Linked DNA regions of Homo sapiens: region 2 is linked to region 1. A link is an interaction called in ENCODE POLR2A ChIA-PET data of the cell type or tissue named here. Cell type or tissue: GM12878. All regions are shown on one strand. Links, peaks and the distances in the headings refer to the core of each region. The heading gives the core; the rest is flanking DNA. Region 1 overlaps DIPK1A (divergent protein kinase domain 1A). Region 2 overlaps MTF2 (metal response element binding transcription factor 2).

Region 1 (5,391 bases), core at 117-5,116:
TTATTGCTAAATAATTGTCCATTGTCTGATGTACCGCAGTTTATGTATCATCCACCTACTGAAGGACATCTTGGTTACTTCCAGGTTTTGCCAATTATATGAGAACTTTGTACTTTCTGTTCAGTTTTTCTGTAAACCAAAAAAAAATGCTCTAAATAATAAATCTATTAATTTAAAAAAATAAGAAAAAAGAATCTGTCTCTCCATTCATTCAACAAACATTTGTCAAATATCTAATATGTGCCAAGCAAAGAATGAAGTACTAGAAGTAATCAATTACATAAGACATATTTCTTTCAAGGAGTGTAGTCTAGTGGGAAAAGTAAGTCAACAATTGGAGTGATATTTGTATTTCAGAAGTGTGTATAGAGTGTTACAGGACCCCAGGAAGGGACCATCTTAGTCTTAGTTGGTATAGGGGAGGGAGAGACAGAAAAGGCTTTTAAGAAGCCATGTTTATTGGAGACTTTTAGAATGAGTATCAGTTGACTAGATCAAAATTTGTGTGTGAGGGCATGGGCACCTTGAGATAATATTCTGTATAGAGTAAACAGTATCAGAAAAGGCATAGAAAGAAGAAACAGCATGGCATGAACAGAGAACTACAAAAAGTTCTTTCCTTCGCAAAAGAAAAGATTGCGTTTGGGGGTATTCAGGTCATGAAACTAAGAGGGTAAATAATACCTTGAAGGGCCCTCTGTGTTAAATGAATTAGAATTGGTTCTATATCCTGAAGGCTAAGGAGAGTTACTGATGGTGGATTTAGTTAATATGAGAAGATTCCTCTTTTTGTCTTCTGCAAATACATAGAAATGCTGGATAAAATATAAGCTCCCTTTCTCAGTTTTTTTTTATTACTACCTAATTAAGTTTGAAAGCAAGCAAAGGAAATCTCCAGATACCAGAAATGACAAGAAAACTCAAACTCAGATATGAAAGAGAGCTAAAGCCAAAATGGCCAATGGGGAGTGGGAACCATAGTTTTAAGGGCTATATGAGGTGAGGAGAAAAGACTTTAGGCTTCTGAGAGTCAGAGAATTGCAATTGACCTGTGTGTTTAAAATTGGGAGCCACAAAAGGCCATGCTTTTGAGGAAGAGTATTCAACAGCATCACTCCCCTGGCTTACAAAAGCAACAAGGACCTGTAAGTGGGGTTGTAGGCCTTCAGGGAGTCAGAAACAAGGAATAAGGCTAGAGGGAGAAGATGACCAGTGACCCAAGCCTAAGCCAGTCAGCTCATAGCATTCTACTGGCCACAGTGCTTGGTTCAAGGGTGGTTATGTTTTCTAAAAATTTATTTAGTTGGAGTGAAGCCCAGGACCACGTTTGTTGGCTTAACTCTTTCTTCCTTCTCTGGTTTTGAAGATGGAAGCATGTAGCTCTGAAAGCTGCTGGTTCCATCTTGTGACAACTTGGAAAGTCAGCCAGGATGAAGATGAACCTCTGGAAGGTGGATGAAGAATCAAAAAAATTCACCCAGTGTGAGACACTGAATCAAAACAACATTGATTATTTCAGCTGCTGGTGATGACATAATAGATTACTCACACTAACCTCCCACAGACAAAGATTATTGAAATGTAGATTTAACAATTACATATATGTATTTATATATTGTAAACAGCTATTTAAAGGCACTGGAAAGGAAGTGAAAGAAAAGATTAAACTCAATCTGAAAGGAAGGAACTTGCCCCTGAAGGTACTCCCCAGTCTGTGCCTGGCTCCAGAGGCAGAAATCTTAGATAACAGGGCTCAGGACTAGTAGAACAGCCAGAAACTTTGGCAAAAAATCGTGGAAGGGGAGGAGATGCAGAAAGATTAGTGCCCAAACCTGCATTTAACATCCACCCAATTCCTTCATATGTGTGGGGAGGCCCAGGAAATGCAATGAAAAAGCAGCACGTGGAAGCTAAAAGAATGGAGAAGAGCTTTCAGCAGATGCTGATGGCAGGAGAGACAGAATTTGGAAATTGAGTCTCACCGAATTAACTGCCTGCTAGAACAAAGATCCATCTTCAGAGGAATGTTACAGAATCTAGAGTCATGACAACATATTATGCATAATGTGTAATAACCAATCCAAAAATCACTACACATGTGAAGAAACAGGAAAATGTTACCACGTTCAAGAGAAAGTAGTCAATAACAAAATATCTTCAAGATGACCAAGTGTTCATATTCGAAGTCAAAGATGTTAAAGCAGTCATTATAAATATGCTTGAGGACTATGAAAGAAAATATGTATAGTAATTGAACAAGTAGGAAACCTCAAACAGAGAAAGAGAAATTTTTTCTTTTTTTCTTTTTTTTTTCTTTGAGATGGAGTCTCACTCTGTTGCCCAGGCTGGAGTTCAGTGGTGCGGTTTTGGCTCACTGCAACCTCTGCCTCCCAGGTTCGAGCAATTCTCCTGCCTCAGCCTCCTGAGTAGCTGGGATTACAAGCATGCACCACCACGCCCAGCTGATTTTTGTATTTTTAGTAGAGTCGGGGTTTTGCCATGTTGGCCAGGCTGGTCTCAAACCCCTGAGCTCAAGCGATCTGCCCACCTTGGCCTTACAAAGTGCTGGGATTACAGGCATGTGCCACCATACCCAGCCTCTAGAATTTCATATCCAGAAAAACTAGTCTTCAGGAATGAAGATTAACTGAAGACATTTTTCAGATAAAAACAAGAATTCATCACCAGCAGACCTGTAATATAAGAAATGGTAAAATAAGTACTTCAGGCTAAAGAACTAATACTAGAAATAACACTGGAAATGACACTAACTGGTAACTCATATCTTCAGAAATGAATAAAGATCAATAGAAATGGCAAATCAGTGAATAAATTTGAAAGACTATAGATTATTTTCTTAATTTCTTCAAAAGACATATTAGTGGTTAAAGAAAAATTAAAGCACTGTATTGTAGGGTTTATAACAGTAGCACAAAGGATTGGGATAAATAGAATAATGCTGTTACAAGATATCTGTATTTAGTGTTTAGTAGTACAGCATTAACTCTAAGTAGATTGTATTAGTTATGGATGTATATTTTAATTTCTAAAGCAACCAGTAAAACAAAAATGCAAAGAGTTCAGCAAAGGACAATAGAGGCCCACAAAATACTAGTTCACATCCACTAGGATGGCTATAATAAAAAAGATAGAACAATAACAAGTGTTCACAAGGATGTGGAGAAATAGGAAATCATACACTGCTGGTGGAAGTGTACAGTATTGCAGCTGCTTTGTAAAATAGTTTGGTAGGTTTTTAAGAAGTTAAATGTAGAGTTACACAAGACCCAGCAGTTCCCCTCCTAGATATATACCCAGTGGAAATGAAAACCCACATCCACAGAAAAACATACACATGGATGTTCATAGCAGCCTTATTTAAAATAGTAAAAAAGTGGAAACAATCCAAATGTCCATCAGCTGACGAATGGAAAAATAAAATGTGGTATATCCATACAGTGGGATATTGTTCAGCAATAAAAAGAAACGAAGTACTGATTCATGTTGTAACATGGATGAATCTTGAAAAGTTAAGTGAAAAAAGCCAGTCACAGAAGACCACATATTGTATTATATCATTTACATAAAATGTCTAGAATAAGCAGATCTATAGAGAAAGAGAGTTGATTCGTGTTTGCTTTGGGCTGGGGAAATGAGGGGAAGGACAGCTAATGAGTACAGGGTTTCTTTGAAGGGGATGAAAATGATCTATAATTTGATTGTGGTGATGTTTTTCCAAACCTATGAGTATATTTTTTAAAACATTGAACTGGGCCAGGTGCAGAGGCTCATGCCTGTAATCCCAGCACTTGGGGAGGCTGAGGTGGGAGAATTGCTTGAGCCCAGGAGTTTGAGACCAGCCTGGGCAACACAGTAAGATCTCATCTCTGCAAAAAAAAAAAAAAAAAAAAAAACAACAAAATTGGCATGGTGGCATGCACCTGTAGTCCCAGCTATTTGGGAAGCTGAGATGGGAGGATCACTTGTGCACAGAAGGTCAAGGCTGTGACCTTGTGACCTTGTGGGACTGTGATCGCCACTGTACTCCATCATAGGTGACAAAGCAAGACCTTGTTTCAAAACAACAACAACAACAAAACATTGAATTCTATACTTTAAATGGGTGAATTGTATGGTATATGAGTTATATTTCAATAAAGCTGTTTTTAAAAGACAATAAGAATACTAAATTTTTTTTTTCAGTTCACCCCAAAAGAGGAACAGAGAAACAGCAAACAGATGAGACAAATGCAAAACACTAAAATGGCCAGTCCAGCCAAATCCAGCCAAATCAAATGTAAATCAACTTAACATTACAATTAAAAGATAGAGATTGTCAAGTTGGATAAAAGCATTGCCCAACTTTAAGCTGTCTGCAAGGCATGCACTTAACAAAAGATACAAAGCTTCAAAGTAAAAGGATGGGAGAGGATATACTGTGCAAACAAATAATTCGAGAGTTAGAATAGATAATTTAATAATGGAAAAGATGGACTTCAAGGAGTACTACCAGAGATAAACAGGGACATTTTATAATTTTAAAAACTCAATATATCAGAAAGACATAATCCCAAATGTATGTATGCCTAATTAGCTTCAAAATACATAAACCATAAAACTGACAGATGGAAGAAAGGATTCAAGTCCACAGTCATACTTGGAGATTTTCATATCCCTTTTAGAGCAATTAGTAGAACAACTAAGCCAAAAGTCTGTACAGATATAGAAGATCTTAATAGCCCTGTTAACCAGCTTGCCCCAGTTAATATTTATAGAACCCAATACCCAAAAAATACAGAATAAACAGTCTTTTTAGGTACCATGGAACTTTTACCAAGATAGACCATATCCAGGGCCATGAAACAAGTCTTAATAAGTTTTAGAAGATTGAGATCTAACAGAGTATGTTTTCTGATTACAGTTGAATTAAAATACAAGTCAGTAACAAAAAGATATTTGGAAAACCCCCAAAGATTTGGAAATTAGATAGTGTATTTCTGAAAATATTTTGAACTGAATGATAATAAAAAATGTGTTAGCATTTTTGGGATGCAGTTAAAGCACTGCTTACAGAGAAATTTATAGCTTTAATTGTTCATATTAGAAAGGAAGAAGTGTTAAAATGTAATATTTAAGTTACCAGAAGGTGGAAAAAAATAAGCAAATTAAACCCAAGAAAGAAGAAAGTAAAGACAATAGCAGATATCAATTAATTAGAAAATAGACAACAGAGACAATAAACAAAACCAAAATGGATTTTTTCAAAAGATCAAAAAAATTGAAAATGCCTAGAAAAAGCTTATTATATACCAATACTGATAATGAAGGAGGAGCATGATTATGTATCTGTAAACTTCAAAAAGATAATCGAATTCTAAAAACAACTTTACA
Region 2 (5,391 bases), core at 223-5,222, 180 kb before region 1:
AGAGACCTATGTTTACAAAATAAGGAAAAAAGAATAATTTTGTGTGCAGGGTAGTAAGATCTGCTCAATATTAGTAGTGTTGGAGATCTCCTATCCCTTTAAATCTTATGAGTCACACTTTTCTCTGGCTCCTCAATTTCAGATTCAAAATGTAATTTTAGTCCTTTAAACTTATCAGTCCAGGAACCATAAAAAGTTTCTCCAGAAAAACATTTTACCAGAGTAAAAGCTACTTAGTTCCCCACCTAAGCCCTGAGTACCAACTATACAGATGGTAATTAGAACATTCCAATTCCTTTACCAAAACTTTTTTTATTCTTTAAGAAACATTAAGAGTAAAGTCAAGAACTAAAACATGGCAGAAACCTACCATAAAATTGAACTTGGTATTCAAATATAAAACCCAATTGTTAAATACTTTGGCAAGGTGTCTACCCTTTAGGGAGAAAATTTATCTCTTTTCTATGAGAATACACAAAACACGGGTCTTAGTGTAGGCCTATTAACCCAGCAAAAGGAAAACCAAAAGTAGGGCTTTAATGAACAGCTAAAATACTCAGGCTTTTAGTAGAGATTGTAATTTTTAAAAGTACTTTGCATGAAAGAGGTACCTGGTAAAACATCTATATTTAGCAGATGCTAAAAGCATGAAACAATCATGGTTTCTAATAATAGAAATCATCACAAGAAGCATACCTATAACCAAACCAAGGCATACTTTCATTCATTTTTATTGGCACACAAATATAGCCTCATTTTCCCATTTAAACATAAAAAACCCATAACTAAATGGTAATTTTAAACCATTCTTATTAACGAATATTTCTATTATTCTAAATCAGTTTTATATGTCCTAATTTCCCAAATCATCTGACAAACAGTATGCTCCCAATAAACACTTGCTTTCTACAAATATAAGCAAGCAACAGTTGAATTGAATCCCAAACCGTTACTGAGATTAGTTACTAAAGATTTTTCTTCAAAGTTCTTAGAAGGGTCTTAACATAGCTTACAGGTATAAATTAGTGATGCATCTGTCCTCTAGAGTATTCTTGTTCTTCTTATGGTCTATAATAACGACTATGCTGATTTTTTAACCTCTCCTAGGAAGTAATACTGAGTTATCTAAATACACTGTATTCAACAGACAACATCATAATATGACAAGTTGAAGAAAATCAAATTTTAATTTAAATCATGTTCAAGAGAAATAGTAGCACCTGCCTGTTTGAATGTCCTTCCAGAGAACCCAGGATTTAGAACTGTCTTCAAATATGATGAAGCAGCTCTGTTTCAATATGTTTATCTGCAATACAGAGAAATACTTAACGGTGATCTCTTAAAATTAAAAACATGAAGTTAAATTTAAGATTATTAAATGCTTACTGCAAAAACAGCAAAAGATACATTAAAGTAACTTGCCTTTTTGATAGTGCCAAGATAAAACAAGCCATCTGACCATCTAGCTAGGACATCCTGACCCTCTTCAAATTTACATGCTGGCTTTTTGGCTTTATGTCCATCCTGTAAAGACAGCTTGGTCAAGGATGTTGGGGTCTTTTGGTTTCGACGTAAAGGAGACCGCTTGTGGACCAGTGAATTACCTGCCCCTGTAGAGTCTCTGTTTAGAGAATAAAAGACCATACATAAGACTTACTTGTAGAGCTTATTTTATACCAGTGGGATATTTTATATGTTAATCAAAGTTTTAAATTTGTTAAAAACCTTAAGACAAAAATATAAAAAGTACCTCAAATCATAAATACTCTCCAAACAAAGCAGTTTAAAACAAAATGATAACAATTCTCAATATCCATTCATTGCCTACTCTAAGTGAGGCCAAGACTCAGCAAACACTCCAAGATAACACATTCAAGGCAGCTGCCATCAAAATAACAGCTTTATGTTGAGGTATGCAGGCCATGATCATGAGCAAATAATGTCTTGAATCTCATGACTGGGTTTAGGTAAAGAATAAAAGTGAATTACATTTTAATCTCTTGATTATGCCACATGCAGTTAAGACACATTAACCAGTGACTTCAAGGGACAGCTGGTGTTATTCACACTCTTCACACTCAAAGGAAGGGCAGTCATGACCTTCTCCTTACAGGGAATCACCACTGAATTGAGCAAATATGCAGACTGAGAGTTTAAAAAAAAAAACATTGAGAACCAGCAATTTCATTACATTATAGACAAATAGTACACTATAAGGCCAGGTGCGGTGGCTCATGCCTGTAATCCCAGCTCTTTGGGAGGCTGAGGCGGGTGGATCACCTGAGGCCAGGAGTTCAAGACCAGCCTGGCCAACATGGTGAAACCCTGTGTCTACTAAAAAATACAAAGATTAGCCGGGCGTGGTGGTACACACCTGTGATGCCAGCTACTGGGGAGGCTGAGGCAGGAGAATCATTTGAACCCAGGAGGCGGAGGTTGCAGTGAGCTGAGATCATGCCACTGCACTCCAGCCTGGGCAACAGAGCAAGACTCTGTCTCAAAAAACAAAAAAACAAAAAAAAAGGAAAGTACACTATAAGAGTACTTAAAGGAAAAAAATATATATTAAATACTGTGAAATTACATTATAACTTATGTATCAGACATTCCATAAACAGCAAAGCATACCACCATCAGCTTTCTTAAAGGTAACAAAGCAGTGTTTGGTTTCACTTTTCCAAATTAGATTTTTCACTAATTAAACATACAGTGACATGTAAAACTAGATAATAATTCTAAAAACAGCATAAAAGTTTAGTAAAAATAAAATGAGCAGGGAAATTAAAGAAAAAAGTTTCAAAAAGTTCCTAAGTATTAGGAATATCTAACTTCAATATCTAAAAATACAGAAATTCTGGGAAACCCTGTCACATGCTCAAACACGGATGAACCTTGAAGACATTATGCTAAGTGAAATAAGCCAGACAAAATGGACAACTATTCCACTTATATGAGGTGCCTAGACACTCAAAGTCATAGAGATGGAAAACAGAATGGCGGCCAACGGCTAGGAAGAATGGGGAATAGGGAGTTAGTGTTTAATGGGTACGGAGTGTTTCAGTTTGAAAGAAATACATTTTAGAGATATCCAAAGAAATAACTGGTACCTTCCCAAATTTGCTGAAAAACATTATCTACACATCCAAGCAGCTCAACAAATTCCAAGTAGGATAAATGCAAAGAGATCTACACCCAGCCACATCATAGTAAAAATGCTGAAAGGCAAAAAAAAAAAAAAAAAAAATCTTGAAAGCAACAAGAGAAACACAATATATCACGTACAGGGAAACCCCAATAAGATTAACAGTTGACTTCTCATCAGAAACAATAAAGGCCAGAAGGCAGTGAGATGACATATTCAAAGTAAGCAGGCTGCAGGGAGTGGGTGCTGTCACCAGAGAATCTTATATCCAGCAAAACTGTCTTTCAAAAATGAAGGTGAAATACAAACTCCCAGATAAACAAAAACTGAATTTGTTATTAGCAGAGACATCTTACAATGAATACTACTACGATTGAAAGTAAGTAAACCCAGAAGGAAATTCAAATACATGTACATACACATACACACACACACACACAAAGAATACCAACAAAAGTAATTATAAAAGACAGCATAAATGCATATTCCCTCCAAAGCAAGTATATAAAACAATATGTACATAATTGTATTGTTAGACCCATAATATATAGAAATGTAATATATTTGGCAATAATAGCATAAAGGAAGTATGTAGGAGCAAAACTGTTTCAACTGTTTCAAAGAAATGACACAGGCCAGGTGCAGCATGGCTGACGCCTGTAATCCCAGCACTTTGGGAGGCTGAGGCAGGAGGACCCCGAATTCAAGAGTAGCCTGGGCAACAAAGGGAGAATGTCTCTAAAAAAATTAAAAAATAAAAATTAGCCGGGCATTGTGGCACGTGCCTGTGGTCCCAGCTACTCAGGAGTCTGGGGTGGGAGGACTATATGAGGCCAGGAGGTCGAGACTGCAGTGAGCTGTGATTGTGCCACTGCACTCCAGCCTGAGCAACAGAGAGAGAACCTGTCAAAAGAAAAGAAGAAAAGAAAAGAGAAAAATGGAAGGAAGGACAGACACAAGATGCTAACTTGAATTCACAAGAACAAACGAAAAAAAAAATGGTAATTAAGGTCAATATAAAACGTAGATTGTCACTTCAAGAAAATACCTGCCTTATACAGAACTAAGTGGCTGTTTCAAGTAAAAATGGTGTTCCATGAAAAAGCTGCTAGTTCAGCTGGCAACTCAAACAATGGCACAAGTGCCTTATGCCATTTCTATTTTATCACACATATTAAAAACCTGGCCAGCACGGTGGCTCATGCCTGTAATTCCAGCATTTTGGAAGGCCGAGGCAGGTGGATCATTTGAGGCCAGGAGTTCAAGACAAGCCTGGCCAACATAGCAAAACCCCCCATCTCTACTAAAAATACAAAATTAGCCAGGCATGGTGGCGCGTGCCTGTAATCCCAGCTACTCGGGAGGCTGAGGCAGGAGAACCGCTTGAACCTGGGAGGCGGACGTTGCAATGAGCCAAGATTACACCACTGCACTCCAGCCTAGGCAACAGAGCAAAACTACATCTCAAAAACAAACAAACAAACAAAAAACATTCTTAAGTGAAATAAGGTTTGGGGGTACGTGTGTGTGTTTATATTTTTTACCGTTAGTACACAATGAAGAATACAAGTACAGTTTGATGCCGCTGCCTTGATTCATGCTAAGGCACAAAGCAATTTTATCTAACATTGTTTTTTCTGTGCCATAGTCAGCTGTGAGGAGAAGGCACTTTTGGTAGTATAATTAGAGGGGTTAAAAAGTTTAAATGTTTGACAAGATCAGTGCAAGAGAACAGAAGTAAAAATGCAGGAAGAATCACAATGAATTATCATCAGGGATGCTCAAGGAGAGGGTAAGAATCCTCTTTCTCCAGATTTTGAAACAATTTAACGGCTTCACAGTATGGGAATAACTCTATTAGCAATCAACTTTGAAAAAAGCTTTAAGGGGCAGGATGCGGTGGCTCACGCCTGTAATCCCAACACTTTGGGAGGCCGAGGTGGGCAGATCACCTGAGGCTGGGAGTTCAAGACCAGCCTGACCAACATGGAGAAAAAACCCGTCTCTACTAAAAATACAAAATTAGCCTGGTGTGGTGGCGTATGCCTGTCATCCCAGCTACCTGGCAGGCTGAGGCAGGAAAATGTCTTGAACCCAGGAGGTGGAGGTTGCAGTGAGCTAAGATCGCACCATTGCACTCCAGCCTGGGCAACAAAAGCAAAAGTCTGTCTCAAAAAAAAAAAAAAAAGGCTTTAAGTTCAGTGTTCACTTGAGGGATTTTGCATCCCTTCAGTTAAAAAAAAAAAATA

What was found. Peaks named below come from ENCODE experiments on the same cell type or tissue, not always from the same donor. Only the 100,000 strongest peaks of a DNase experiment are listed, where the experiment ranks them.
Region 2: POLR2A ChIA-PET joins it to region 1 with 5 read pairs; 4 of 35 experiments call an interaction of 5 or more read pairs at or near these places.

The regions. Positions count from the first base shown.
Region 1 is chr1:92,925,888-92,931,278 of GRCh38, reverse strand. The region is part of intron 1 of DIPK1A (divergent protein kinase domain 1A); the gene reads left to right. Among named protein-coding and RNA genes, the nearest start is that of DIPK1A, 33 kb to the left of the region's middle. In GM12878, for the core only: no CTCF peak of the experiment used is centred there; no DNase peak of the experiment used is centred there; H3K4me3 peaks cover 977 bases; H3K27ac peaks cover 1,321 bases.
Region 2 is chr1:93,106,460-93,111,850 of GRCh38, reverse strand. It overlaps MTF2 (metal response element binding transcription factor 2), which reads right to left. Exons shown (of 15, transcript NM_007358.4): 2 at 1,423-1,621; 3 at 1,225-1,306. Among named protein-coding and RNA genes, the nearest start is that of MTF2, 30 kb to the right of the region's middle. In GM12878, for the core only: no CTCF peak of the experiment used is centred there; no DNase peak of the experiment used is centred there.